2 separate regions of the Homo sapiens genome follow, and region 2 is linked to region 1. The links are chromatin loops, found by intact Hi-C in ENCODE. Cell type or tissue: dorsolateral prefrontal cortex. All regions are shown on one strand. Each heading gives the region's core, and the rest is flanking DNA. Links, peaks and the distances in the headings are about the cores only.

Region 1 (6,953 bases), core at 2,003-4,502:
GGAGCAGCTCTCAGGGGTACAACCAGCACAGGCACATCCAGGCCAGACATTCTTGGATGAGGTAAGCTGGTGCTGGATGGTTGAGTACAGCATAGTGATGAGATCTCTGGAAGCCCCGTCACAGAGGCAGTTTAAGAGCAGGGCAGAGTCTCAGAGAGGGGAGAGCTTGACTGGAATTTGAGAGAATAATTAAGAATGGGCCCAGCTCATACAAAGGTGACTGTAGGGTAGGAGATCTGCAAAGGAGTCCAGAGGACAGTAGTGTCATAGGCCAAGGTCAACCCAGTGGAAAGAGGAACCAAGGCTGCAAATAAGAGCTGAAATTCACCTCCCAGGTCTAATGGAACCATTTGATGCTAAGGCCTATGAGTAAAAGTTGAGCTGAAGGGTCTCCTGGGAAGAGCAGGGGGCAAAGAACCAAAGGAGTAAGGCCAGAGGGGGCAGCTGGTAGCTGATGTGCAAATATACTGATTTGTGTCAGTTTGCTGAATGGTCTAGTCTTAACTTGGCTATTGCTAAACTCAGACTCCTCCATCTTAAGTGAAGCTAGATAAACTTACTTTTTTGCTGTTCTTCTGGAATCTTTTAGACATTGATAACATATGGGTTATCATTGCAGACACATTCCTTCCATCCTTACTAAAGCAGGTTAATACACTCTTTATAAAATAGTGTCCAAACAGAAATCATTTTGAATTTAGCAGAGACATCCTAGGGTGGAAGAGCAATTAAAAGACCATCTTATCCACTGCTTTGGAAACTTCTTTTAGCCATGGGTAAACACAGTTTAAACAGAGGTACAATATGTAAAACAGACCCATGGGGACCTGCTTTGGATGAAGAGAGAGGGCATTTGTTGGGCATGGAACAGGGAACTTGGAGCTCCACTGGATGGCTTCTCACCAATACCCATTCCTTGCTCAGAGAGCAGAGTCTGAAAAATGCCAGGTCAGCTACCACGTTTTTATTCCCTTTTTTAGTCTCTATGTCACATAGCTGCCCACCTGCAGGGAATAAACCTCAATCTCCGAAGCAGAGATTTCTTACTTTGGCCAGTTCTTTTTTTCTGTACCACCAAGCTTTGTCTTTCTGCAGCGTCTATCCATCAGCAGTCCTTGATGCCACATTAAGACATTTTATCCTGGGATCCGATTATTTAAATCAAAGGATTTTACAAAATTCCTAACCTGTATCATTGGAATATATCCTTGCCTTATTCCTTATTATGTACATTATCGGACTGTAAACAAAAAAAAGAATATCTTTTTTCTGAGAAAGGGAGAATCTGCTGGGAGGCAGTCTCAACAGGATTTAGGAAATAAATAACATATAAATTAATCACATGATACATAAACAAAAAGCATGGTTCCTAAAATGAAATTGGTAGTCAATGTTGGAATGTCAAATAAAAACAACTGACTGTATCATTGCCTTAGTAATAAAAATTTTCTTGATTAAAGAAAAAAAGCTGAAGCCAATTCAGGTTTTAAAAAAAGCATATTGAAGAAACATATATATAGAAGAAGTAATGCACAGTTGACCTACAAAGAAATAGTATACACACTAGGCATCAAATTTAACTCATCATTCTGAAGTGATATACATTATTTAACCCCCAAAAGGTAATTAATTAAAAGTACATAGTAGAATTGTCCTTTGAATGTCATGACTTATCTGTAGCACAAGTTCTGTATTCAGAGTCTGTCCATGTATAATTTATGATGATGAACAATGATCTTAGATTGGCATCAGGCTAAAGTTAAGTTTGATTGTCATAAGCAAAAATGGACTTTCTGATTGTTGCTGATAAGTTCATGAAGGACAACAATGTGAATGTAGCTGCCAAACAGGTTAATATGATTTTAAACGATAGAGAAATATAGCTCTGGGTAGTAAAATCTAGGTTTGGGATTTAAGTCAAAGGATAAGGGTCCAATCTGCTGTGCACACTTGGGATATCTTAAAATGGTGTGTATTCTAAGATTAGTGGACAGAATGGAAACCAGATTATATTGAAAAACAAAGGAAATGGGAATATCCAATTTGGAGAAGAGATACCTCATGAGAGATTTGACAGTCATTCCCAGGTCCTGGAAGGCTGTCATAAGAATAACAGAAACATAGATCTTGTCTCTACATGTAGAAATGTCCAAAAACAAAATGGACAGTTACAGAAGAATTCAGATTCTTGTAGTGAGAGTGTTCAAAGGCCAAGGGTCCACTTGGTGGAGATATTTCAGTTAAGAGTTTTTCAAACTGTGTTTCAAGACCTATTGGAGAATCATAAAATGAGTGAATTAGAATCCTCTAATGACTTAGAGGATCATTATATTTGTCTTTCCTTTAAAGAAAACAAAATAGGAAATAGCATTTTGAGCCTGCAGGAAAAGTACATATTATTTTGTTATTATTTTATAAAACTTGTGTTACACACACACACACAGAGTATGGTAGGTCTCAGCAAAAAAAATGAATTTCTTCTTGTAAATTGCAGTCAAAAAAATGTGAAAGTCAAGGTTTGAGTCATCATCTTCATCATTGCCAGGTGAGGACCATGAACCAGACACACCTGAGCTGGCATTTCAGTCACAAAACTTTTAGTTGTTTAACCTCTCTGTGGTTAAGTTTCCCCATTTGAAAAACGGAGAAAATAATCACAGTTGCCTCTGAAATGTATTTATACATATTGCGTTTTAAAAACCTAAATACTTAACATGTTTTAATGATTATGTACATAATCACTTCTGCCTTTTAGTTTCTCAAAATAAAAAAGAAAACCCAGAGTTTTCTCTTTAACCTCATTTTTTCCCTTTCTTTCCTTGGACACTGATATGTACAGATAAATCAGTAGGACCACATCCTTGGGAACAGGTTGTGGGGGCAGGGAAGCGTAACAGAGTATGTGCTCAGTTCCTTAATACAATAACACGATTCATTCCCAAACTCCCAGATGTAGCTCCATTGCATTCTGCCATGGCTTTGGAGGCAAAGGAAGCCTTCCCATTTTTACTCAATGGCTCTTTTGCAACTGTTCACTTTGGCTGTTGGTGTCTCCCCAGCTGGAACTGGACATTCATGTTATCAGAGAACTGAACGTCTCAGCCTCTCGCGTGTAAGATCCATTGTCTAACATGGGCTGCTGTGTAGGGTGCTGTACCATTGGCCTTTATTGCTGTTTGGGTAACAGGAAGAAACCTGGTACTTTTGTACTGTTCAAACACTCATCCTATTCATGGCCACTGTTTATACCAGAGGAAAATGTTCTCACAGAGAGACCAATAATTTAGAAAATATTTGAACAGGAGGTTGAATAGCTTCTATTGGAGTCTTTATCAGTGATCTCTATTTCTGAATACAATGCAACTCTGTTATAAAGTGTTCCTCTCCACTGCAGATTTGGTTTATTGCAAGCCAAATCTTGCTCCCCATGTACAGAATAAAATCTCTATCACCACAAAACAAAAAGGCTATACTATGTGTAGTTCTTTTTTTTTTTTTTTTTTTTTTTTTTTTGAGAGGGAGCTTCACTCTTGTTGCCTGGGATGGAGTGCAATGGCGTGATCTTGGCTCACCGCAACCTTCACCACCCAGGTTCAAGCGATTCTCCTGCCTCAGCCTCCCGAGTAGGTGGGATTACAGGCTTATGCCACCATGCCCAGCTAATTTTGTATTTTTAGTAAAGATGGGGTTTCTCTATGTTGGTCAGGCTGGGCTTGAACTCCCAACCTCAGGTTATCCACCCACCTCGTCCTCCCAAAGTGCTGGGATTACAGGCGTAAGCCACTGTGCCCAGCCTACTATGTGTAATTCTTATTCCTGACTTCTGGGATAATAGAATAAGCTATAGTAGCAGTAGTAATAATAATTATATATATATATACAAAATATTTTAGAAGATGAACAAACTGAAGCATGAGCTACCATTGTAGATATTTCAGAAAGTGCTAAAGTTTATTATCACTAAACATATAAAAGTTTTCCAAATTAGAATACTGAATTGGGTACATGCAAAAGAGATTTAGACTCAGAGGAATATCTATGTGTCTGGAAGTTTTGTGAGCTGCCAAGGTCTTTCTCCACTTTTGAGTAGAGTAAACCAGTATCACTGAGAAAGACACAATTATTTGAAATGGTATTTATGGCATATATTGGATTAAAGTCCTCAAAGGTATGTAGAAATAACAACTTTATTTATCTATAAATTAATTTATAAATTAATTTAATGTCTATTTCCAGCCTCCTTGACCTTAGATTGTGTATGGCATTTCCCTGGCCAAGGCTTCAAGAGCATAGTAGCATCTGGTCCTCAGGTCATCTTCTCACCTAGGCATCGTCTGAAATCGTCTGAAATGACCTTGGTCTTACTGGTCTCTCATCACTGTTCATACAGATTGATGCTGGGTTGTCTCATGTCCCCAAATGCAAAGCCACATTGCATTCAGCTGTCTCTTACGTATTAGCATGGCTCTCTAGGGGGCACAGAGGTCATTCGGCTGCTCCTGAGCCCTGCTAGACCATCAGAGACTCCCTGGGCTCAATGCCATTCCCACATGAGCAGGAGACCTTCTTAATCCAGAGTTACTTTGAGACATGAAAAGACTGAGCCTCCCTAAGGATTGAACACTTCATGTTCTCAGATTCTGCTTCTTCATCCAAACTGAACTCAAGGTACCTGAAGCTCTAAGACTTTCTCTTCCTGTACACACTGTGCAGCTACATCTCTTCTGGTCTTGCTCCCTCTCTTGGGTTAGTTACACCAAGGGAAAAAGCTTTGGTCCCTGTCTTCTCAGATACCGCAAACCTGTCTGGGGTTTTGCTGTCATTCCTCCCCAGGGTTTGGCCCCTGGGAGGGGACAGGGCATAGGAATTATCTTACTCAGGGATGCACAATGTCTCTATTTCTTCCCTCCCTCCACCAAAGACCTTCACTGGAATCCTGAGGATTCAGAAAGCTTTGTTCTTGATGCAATTGGTTCTCTTTGGGGTTGCCAGGGAAAAGCAATCTATTCACCCCTGTTTTAAATGGGGAGTCTCTTTCAATATAGAGGAAATCAAATGGTGGCTGTGGTTGATGACATATGTCACAGGTGCAGAGCACTATCCTCAATTGCAGAGGGCAGGTGGGTAGTTTGGAAGATTTCCAAGAGAACTCAGTCTTTACCTAATCTGACTCATGGGCGTTCCACCAATTCACTCATTCACTTGTACATCCATTAAGCATCTATTGAACACTTATAATGTACTGAGCACTGAGGAACAAACCTGAATAAGATATGGTCCTTGCTTTCATAGTTCAGCTGGAGAGGAAGAGAACAAAAATGCAAACAGATAATTACAATATAAAAATGTAAATTTCATAATAGAGGGATGTCTGAAGAACTAAGAAAGCACAGTGGAGGGAACTACAAATTCTGCCTAGGGCAGTTGGGGAAGGTTTCACAAACAATCATTGCAGTTATTTTGACCAAAAGAATATTGAAAAAGTGTGTGTGTGTGTGTGTGTGTGTGTGTGTGTGTGTGTGTAAGGGGAGGAGTATTTCAATGTATCCTAATTTGCTTAAAAAAATACACAATATATGGTCCTATTTCTAAAAAATGGAGTGAGCTCCTCTGATGTCCTAAATGCTTTATACCTTCCCTTTTTTGAAGACGTATTCATCCTTCTAATGGGCAGTATGCTTTCAGAAGGGCTTCATCAGTGTGATCAATGGACAGGCTACGTGGTATATTAACAGATATAATATGTCAATAACTACAATTCTATTTTTGACATGAATTAGCTATTTTCTTCTTAAGTTTCTCTCTGGCACAGTTCAGTTCCCTCTACTAAATCTAGTAAGTTTTTATAGCAGTGATTATCTGAGACCAGAATAGATGGTCTCGGAAGTAATTTAACTCTTCAAAGTGGTTCAAAGGAACTAAAAAAGCTGGAAAAGCAGTGCTCTCATGTAAAGTAAGTGAGGAGAGAGACAAAATGAGATGAGCTGAAAGCCTAGGCTTTATCTTACAGGAATGAATAATTAGTTACTCAAAGATTAAAGACTAATGGATTTGGGACTGGTACTTAAAAGTATGTTTCACTTTCTAATGTTCTCTGAAATGAAACCTAATGAAGCAGATTTCACAGCAGTTTCCAAAACCCATACAAAAGACAGATCCTAAGAAGTGTAGCAGAAATCAAATGAAAACATCAAAATTTATAAATATGTTTTGAGAACTTTCATTTCATATTTATCCCTTTAAATTTAAATTTCATGAGGACCCATGGAGTACTATTCAGCCATAAAAAGGAATGAAATAATGGTCTTTGCAGCAACTCGGATGGAGCTGGAGGCCATTATTCTAAGTGAAGTACTCAGGAACAGAAAACCAAATATCGTATGTTCTCACTTATAAGTGGGAGCTAAGCTATGAGAACGTGAAAGCATAAGAATGATATAATGGACTTTGGGGGTCTGGGTAGGAATGGAGTGAGGGATAAAAGACTACATATTGGGTATAGTTTACATTGCTCAGGTGTCAGGTGCACCAAAATCTCAGAAAGCACTGCTACAGAACTTATCCATGTAACCAAAAACCACCTATACCCCCAAAACTATTGAAATAAAAATAAATAAATAAATGAAAATAAATTTCATGAGGATGTAGTAAGCTGAGAATTGCATACCGAATGCCACAAGCAAGTCTATTTTTTAAGAGTACAAAAAAAAAAAGCAGGCATATACACATATTCAGAAACAGATGAACAAAAAGGAGGCTAGTGACTCAACGTTTTTGACACTTAACAGTGGGTTGACTTGACTTTAGTTCCAGGAACGGGCAAAGGTTCAAGTTGGATCTCATTTTATTCAAACTGGTTTTCCCACCATCTTTAGTTACATCGTGACAGTACTCCCACTACTATGCCTCAAATACCAAACACTATGCCAATACTTTTATTGGATTAAAGAAAA
Region 2 (6,953 bases), core at 2,641-5,140, 120 kb after region 1:
TATAGATACAGATATTAATAAAATGTGTCCAGTTGCAAAGAAAATGGTGTAGATTAAGGAGCTGGCTTAAGGCATAGCTCTGCTTCCTCTCAGGGTTAAGACACAGCTCCGTGGCTGGATCTGGCTGAAAGACTGGTGGAATAAGATTTCCAGACAGTTCTTCCCTTGGACCCAGGCAAATGGTATCCTAGCCTGAGGTGCCTGCTTTTGTTTTAAGAGGAGAGAGACCCATGAAGCCAAAGAGACATGCCCACCTGGAACCAAGGCACCCCCTTCTAGTCCTTGCTTTGGGTACCTTGAACTCTGAACTTTCTCTCCCAAATACCCTAGCCCTTCCACAGCCTGTGTGGGCTACTCTTCAAGTCACAGCATTACAGCTGTTAACTGCACTCCTAACCTGAGAAAGTCCAAAAGGCAACTCTTTGCAGGCTCCCGGGTTGCAGCTGCAATGTTCACATACACATGAGTGTGCATGGGGGTCAAGTTGCAGGACTGAGCAGCAGCTAAGAACATAAAAGGGGCAAACTATGAGTTGGAAGGGTGGAGGCCTCCATCTGTATTCTTGCACCGGCTGCAAATGTCAGAGATGGATCTGCTGCCAGGAGACCACATGTGCAAGGGCCTGAGTAACCTCCTAGGCAGAAAACATCTTAAAGGAAGAGGGAATGAAGGGATGATTGTGAGGGCAGCATAGGGTTTACCCCTTAAATTTCTCATTCATAATGATGTGAAACTCAGCCCACTTGAAGCTAAAACTTATTGAATAGCATTTGGTTTAACATAAGAAATGTTCACTAGGCCGGGCTCAGTGGCTCACATCTATAATCCCAGAACTTTGGGAGGCCGAGGTGGGCAGATGGCTTGAGGTCAGGAGTTCGAGACCAGCCTGGCCAACATGGTGAAACCCTGTCTCTACTGAAAAATAAAAAAAAAATTAGCTGGGTATGGTGGCGGGTGCCTGTAATCCCAGCTACTCAGGAGGCTGAGGCAGGAAAATTGCTTGAACCTGGGAGGCCGAAGTTATAGTGAGCTGGGATCGCACCGCTGCACTCCAGCCTATGCAACAGAGCGAGACTCCATCAGAAAGAAAGAAAAGGAAAGAAAGAAAGAGAGAGAAAAAGAAAGAGAAAGAAAGAAAGAAAGAAGAAAGAAAAAAATGTTCACTATACTGCCAAAGTTCCCTGGCCTTTTACATATAATTAAATCTTCTGGAGATTGCTCCCTGTGAGATATTGAATATCCAGCCATTTAAACCTATGATGTGGCCAACCAATGCTGCCAGAGAGGACAGATGCCACGCTAAGACTAAGAGTGAGTCCACTATCAGCTGTCTCCTCAGTGCTGCTTTTCTTGCTAAGCACAAGGATATCTCTCTGCTTGCCTGAAGTTTCACCTGTCATTCTTTGGGCTGAACTGATAGCAGCTAAAACATGGGACCCCAAATTTCAAGCTTTGGTTAAGCTGAGAGCAGAGATGTTCTTCTCAAAGGCAGTGTGGAGGCAGACATAGGCATGGAGAAAGAAGAGTGCACAACTTCATGAAAGCACTCAGTACCTGAAGGGCACTCAAACAAAACGACAGGAAAATCCCAGAAATGAGACAGGAGGGGCAGAGACAACCAGGCCCCATCCATAGACTTGCCCACCGCAGACCCTGTGAATCTGTGTAATTTCAGTTTAGGTTCAGTTGCTTTAATTGGCTGAGAAATGAGGCTCTCTATATGGAAGGAACCACAAACAAACATTTTTTAGTTCATTAAAATTTTCACCATATTGAAATAGGCTCGTTTTTGGTTTCTTTCCTTTTAAAAACGTATGTGGTGTTTGGGAGCTATGTCTCAGAGTCATCTATGTGATAACGTCACTTTTATGTTAACAGTCATTTGGTACCAGGAGTATTTTTTGAATAATTTCTTTGTTGAGATATAATTCATATACCATAACATTTACCCCTTTAAAGTGTAAAATTTAGTCTTTTTTAGTATAGCCACAAAGTTATGCAACTTTCCACACATCTAGTTCTTAAAATGTTTATCATCACCCTAAAAGTCCCATTATCCATTAGCCCTCACTCGCCGTTCTCCCTCTCCTCTCAGCCACTGGGAACCCGTAATCTACCTTCCATCTCTATGGATTTGCCTGACCTGGACACCTCATACAAATGGAATCATACAATATGTGGCCTTTTGTGTCTGACGTTTCACTTAGAATAATGTTTCCAGGGTTCATTCATTGTTTATAGCATGAATCAGTTCTTCATTCCTTATTATGCTGCATAATATTCCATTGTATGAGTGTATCACGTTTGTTAATCCATTCATCAGCTGACGCACATGTGGGTTGTTTCCACTTTTTGGCTATTATGAATCATGCTGCTATTAATATTCATATGGGTATTTGTGTGGACATATGTTTTTAATTTTCTTGGGTATATATTAAAAAGTGGAATAGCTGGGTCATGAGTGTATTTTTTTTTTGTATCTTTTAAAATCTCAAAAAGGGGAAGATGATGTTTCAAATGATCATCTGAATGCTGGGTTTCCACCTTCCACCAGGAAGTCATATGGTGTGAGTATGATCTCTCCTTCTCTTGGCTAATGAAAAGTTCTACATCCTGTAGAAACCACTGGTTGTTGAAACAAATCTGAACAGATCTTTCTCTCTCTCTCTCTTTTAATTTTCTCTCATTTTTTATTTTTAGCAAATTATCCCGGATCCTGAAATATATCTTTTGATAGAAATGACTCTGGTACTTTCCGCAACTTACTTTCTATGGAGCACTTTCCTGAAACAAGATTTGTGTTTAAATATTCCTCCTTCTACAAAGTATTAAACAGTAGTAAGTTCTGCAACGTTGACAATGGAAACCTGGCAATGTGCCCTTGTTTGACTATTAAGGAATTGCTTCCAAGTACCACAGGGCCTTGAAGACCAAAATAACACAATTACCTGGAAGGTGAACAATGGCAACTTATCAGGTGTGGTAAACACTTTTTTCCCAAGAAGATCCTTTATTCCTTCTGAATGCACATCAAGAAGGAGTGAATACATAAATCACATATTTGTTAATAAGATGTGCATTGCATTTTTGTCCATGTAAGCAGCTGACTTGATTGTACACCAACTAGTTGAAAATGAAAAATTAAGTCACAGGGGCCACTTAGCATCAAGTCACTTAAAAATAATAATTTCATGTTATTTTTGGTAGACTTTTCTCCCCTTAAACTTGTTTGTAGACATAGCTACAGTTTGAAGAAGAGAATGCTTCCTCAGAAATGTGCTACATTGATAAGATTCTGCCATAAAGAGGCAGAATCTATTTTTGACTTTTGAATTTGACTATTGTAACTGGTATTTTTCACTTTCCGTGTGTGTCATCATAGGTTTTTTCCCTGTAGATGTTTTAATCCTTTCTGGTTTTTCCTTGTTTTTTTCATGTTTGACCTCCTAAGTCCTGAATCACCAATTTCACCACTTGTGATTGTTTTCAAACTAATGTATTTCACACTTGCGTTTCGGGGATACATCCATCAGGAGAAATATTCTAGTGCCAGTACAAAGTCATCTTTCTAATTTGTTAATGCATGTCTGAAAAATACAGAGAGTGTGAGATGAGCATAAAAATAACTTGAAACAGAAGGCTGAGAAGCAAAAGGGAGAGAAAATACACATAATAAGTAGTTTGTTGATTCTTTTCCTCATAAACTAACCCACATGTCACTGCCTGCTATGGGGCTTGTCTAGTGCCTGCACTTTCACGCTTACACCAGCGGAGTTCCAGGCCACTGATTCTCAGGATTCATGCTTGTCAGTATTCATGCTTGTCATGCATGCAGCATGTTCATTTCCTGGCAACCCTTCTAAGAGATGGAATATTGTAGCCTCATTCTAATCACAAGTTTCCTCGGAAAAATTCCTTGGATGCTGTGCAAACCACTCAAATTCAATCTTTCAACAGAGATCACTGAAATGTATGACATCTGCAATTATGATTTGTATTTGTGGTCCTTGTAATTTGTGTGAATATCAAGCATCCAACATGTCAGAAACAGTTTGCTGTGTAAACAAAGGCACCAATGAGACGTAGGCTTGGGCTGCATACAGAGCTTTGCACATGCCACTCCGCGTAGCAGAGAAGAATAGGATGACACAGTCTGTGTTTTTCTCAGTTCAGCTAAGCAGACATTACTAGGCACAGTGAGCTCAAGACATGGAGGGATTATAAGAATAACTTGTTTCTGAGAAGCACAGGAGATAAACTAAAAAAAAAGGTCTGTTATAATAGAGCAGTAGATACATAAATAGCTGCTGTGGTGGTATAACCTGTGCATATACATTATTAGAAAATGAGGAATTTATTATGTGGAAATAATCCCAGAGGATTTCATTACAGGGTTAATTGCTAAGCAGACTACTGTAGGAACTATACGATTTTGTTTGTTGAAGTAAAGAGAGAATGTCTTTTGAACTGTGGATGAAGAGTAAAAGCAGAAGGGTAGAAAGTAGCCAGGCATTGTGGCTTGCACCTGTAGTCCCAGCTACTTGGGAACTAAGGCGGGAGGATCGCTTGAGCCCAGGAGTTTGATTCTGCAGTGAGTTATGATTGCACCTATGCACTCCAGCCTGGAGACAGAGTCTCCAGTGCAGTCAAGTGCAGTGGTGTGGTCTCGGCTCACTGCAACCTCTGCCTCCCAGGTTCAAGCGATTCTCGTGTGTCAGCCTCCTGAGTAGCTGGGACTACAGGTGCACACCACCATGCCCGGCTAGTTTTTGTATTTTTAGTAGAGACGGGGTTTCACCATGTCGGTCAGGCTGGTCTTGAATTCCTGACCTCAGGTGATCTGCCTCCCAAAGTGCTGCGATCACAGGCGTGAGCCACTGCACCTGGCTGAGATCCTGTCACTTAGAGGAAAAAAAAAAAAAAAAAAAGGAAAGTAGAAGGCCCTGGCAATGTAGTTTGAAATTTAAAACTCATCTATTCTACAAGTCTCCTCTAGTTAAAGGAGTTCATGTGACTTAATTCTGGCCAAAATGTCAGCAGAATCCTGCTAGGTGTCAAAGTGAGACAACTTTGCTATTCCCATGCAGAGGCAGGTGTGGCTGGCCCTGACCTTCCTCGGCTCATTCCTGCCTGGAAGGGCATGGCAATGGGGTCTGAAGCTGCGGTGGCTCTCCCAATGTGAGGGAAAGGCCAGAGAATCCTGCAACGCTGCTCCCAACATGTGGGTTCTCTTTCTGAATGTGAGAAAACGAACCTTTCTTACTTATAAGTCAATTTTTTTTTATTTTTGGAAGCCAACCAAATTCCTAATTGATATTCTTAGGTGGGTTTTTGGCCAGGAATAAGCTGCTTATATTATAGCTGTATTTGGTAAAAACAAATTTTAAAATAAAAAGTGCACATGATCATAGAATTACTTCATGAGAAAGCCATGCTTTATATCTTTCAAGTGTATTCGCTTGAAGAATCACAATAAAATAATTATATATCTCCATTTCATAATTTGTGGCTAAAAGTAGATTTCCTGATCTTTCAGCCATATTTGGTCCATTAAGCTTCACTATCTCAGACAAGCACATCTAAAACCCTCTGCATGGCTATGAATTTAATGTCAGCTAGGATTTCAAAAGACAGGTACATTTACAGTGTCATTTATTTTCCTTTAGTTTCTCTTCCAACCCCATGAAGTAACCTATTTCTGCTGGCTTTTTTTTTTTTTTTTCATATTTAGAAGATTATTTTATCCACTCCAAAATCTAAGCTTTTTACGGTGCCTTCTCAAATTTTATGAAATAAAAGTGGTTTACAAATTCATACTCCCTAAGCCCTTCAAGAATTGCTTTCCACCAATTCTAGTAACTATCAACACTGGGCAGGGAGAAGGAAAGCATTATCTTGAAGGCTGGCAACTTTTGTCAGAGCAGACATCGACTATGAAAACCACAAGGAGGCTGGGTGCTCCTGCCTGTAATCCCAGCACTTTGGGAGGCCAAGGCAGGCGGATCACTTGAGGTCAGGAGTTTGAGACCAGCCTGGTCAACACGGTGAAACCCTGTATTTTTAGTCTCTACTAAAAATACAAAAATTAGCCAGGCATGGTGGCAGGTGGCAGGTGTCTGTAATTCCAGCTACTTGGGAGGCTGAGGTGGAAGGATTGCTTGAACCCAGGAGGCAGAGTTTGCAGTGAGCTGAGATCAAGCCACTGCACTCCAGCCTGGGCAGCACAGTGAGACTCCATCTAAAAAAAAAAAAAAAAAGAAAAGAAAAAGAGAGAGAGAGAAAACCATGGGGAACCATTTGAGCTAACGGATCCCATCACTTGTTGGTTCTCAAAAGCTTTGGGGGCACTTTTTAAAAATAAAAAGTCTGAGATTCATCTCCAGATATTCTGACCCAATATATCAGGAATAAAGGCCAGAAATATGTATTTTTATTTTATTTATTCTTTTATTTAAGACAGGATCTTGCTCTGTCACACAGGCTGGAGAGCAGTGGTGCAATCATGGCTCACTGAAGCCTCGACTTCCCAGGCTCAGGTGATCCTCCCACCTGAGCCTCCCAAGTATCTGGGACCACAATCACACACTACCATGCCCAGCAACTTTTTTACTTTTTATAGAGCTGGAATCTCACTATATTGCACAGCCTGGTCTTGAACTCCTACTCAGAAGGCTGAGGCAGGAGAACTGCTTGAACCTGGGAGGTGGAGGTTGCAGTAGGCTCAAGTGATCCTCCTGCCTCAGCCTCCCAAAGTTCTGAGGTTATAGGCATGATCCACCATGCCCAGCAAAATACATATTTTTTAATCTTTACAAATACTCATCCAGGTTTGAGGACCACTTACCAACTCTAGTGCTTCCCCGAATGTGCACACAGCACAGCTAAGGATCTTGTTAAAATGCAGATTCTGTTTCAGTAGACCTCAGGTTGGCCTAACAAGTTCCCAGGTGATG

The links. Hi-C counts contacts between places; a loop is a spot of excess contacts. Peaks named below come from ENCODE experiments on the same cell type or tissue, not always from the same donor. Only the 100,000 strongest peaks of a DNase experiment are listed, where the experiment ranks them.
Region 2: a loop joins it to region 1, with 2.9 times the contacts of the local background. A loop is called at or near these places in 6 of 110 quality-filtered maps.

The regions. Positions count from the first base shown.
Region 1 is chr6:134,561,031-134,567,983 of GRCh38, reverse strand. No RefSeq gene overlaps it. Among named protein-coding and RNA genes, the nearest start is that of LINC03002, 25 kb to the right of the region's middle. In dorsolateral prefrontal cortex, for the core only: no CTCF peak of the experiment used is centred there; a DNase peak (open chromatin) is centred at 3,063; H3K4me3 peaks cover 484 bases; H3K27ac peaks cover 2,500 bases.
Region 2 is chr6:134,443,548-134,450,500 of GRCh38, reverse strand. It overlaps CT69 (cancer/testis associated transcript 69), which reads left to right. Exons shown (of 5, transcript NR_125852.1): 4 at 2,500-2,567. All of the region lies in intron 1 of LINC01010 (long intergenic non-protein coding RNA 1010), which reads right to left. Among named protein-coding and RNA genes, the nearest start is that of LINC01010, 9.3 kb to the right of the region's middle. In dorsolateral prefrontal cortex, for the core only: no CTCF peak of the experiment used is centred there; DNase peaks (open chromatin) are centred at 3,765 and 4,110; H3K4me3 peaks cover 697 bases; H3K27ac peaks cover 2,500 bases.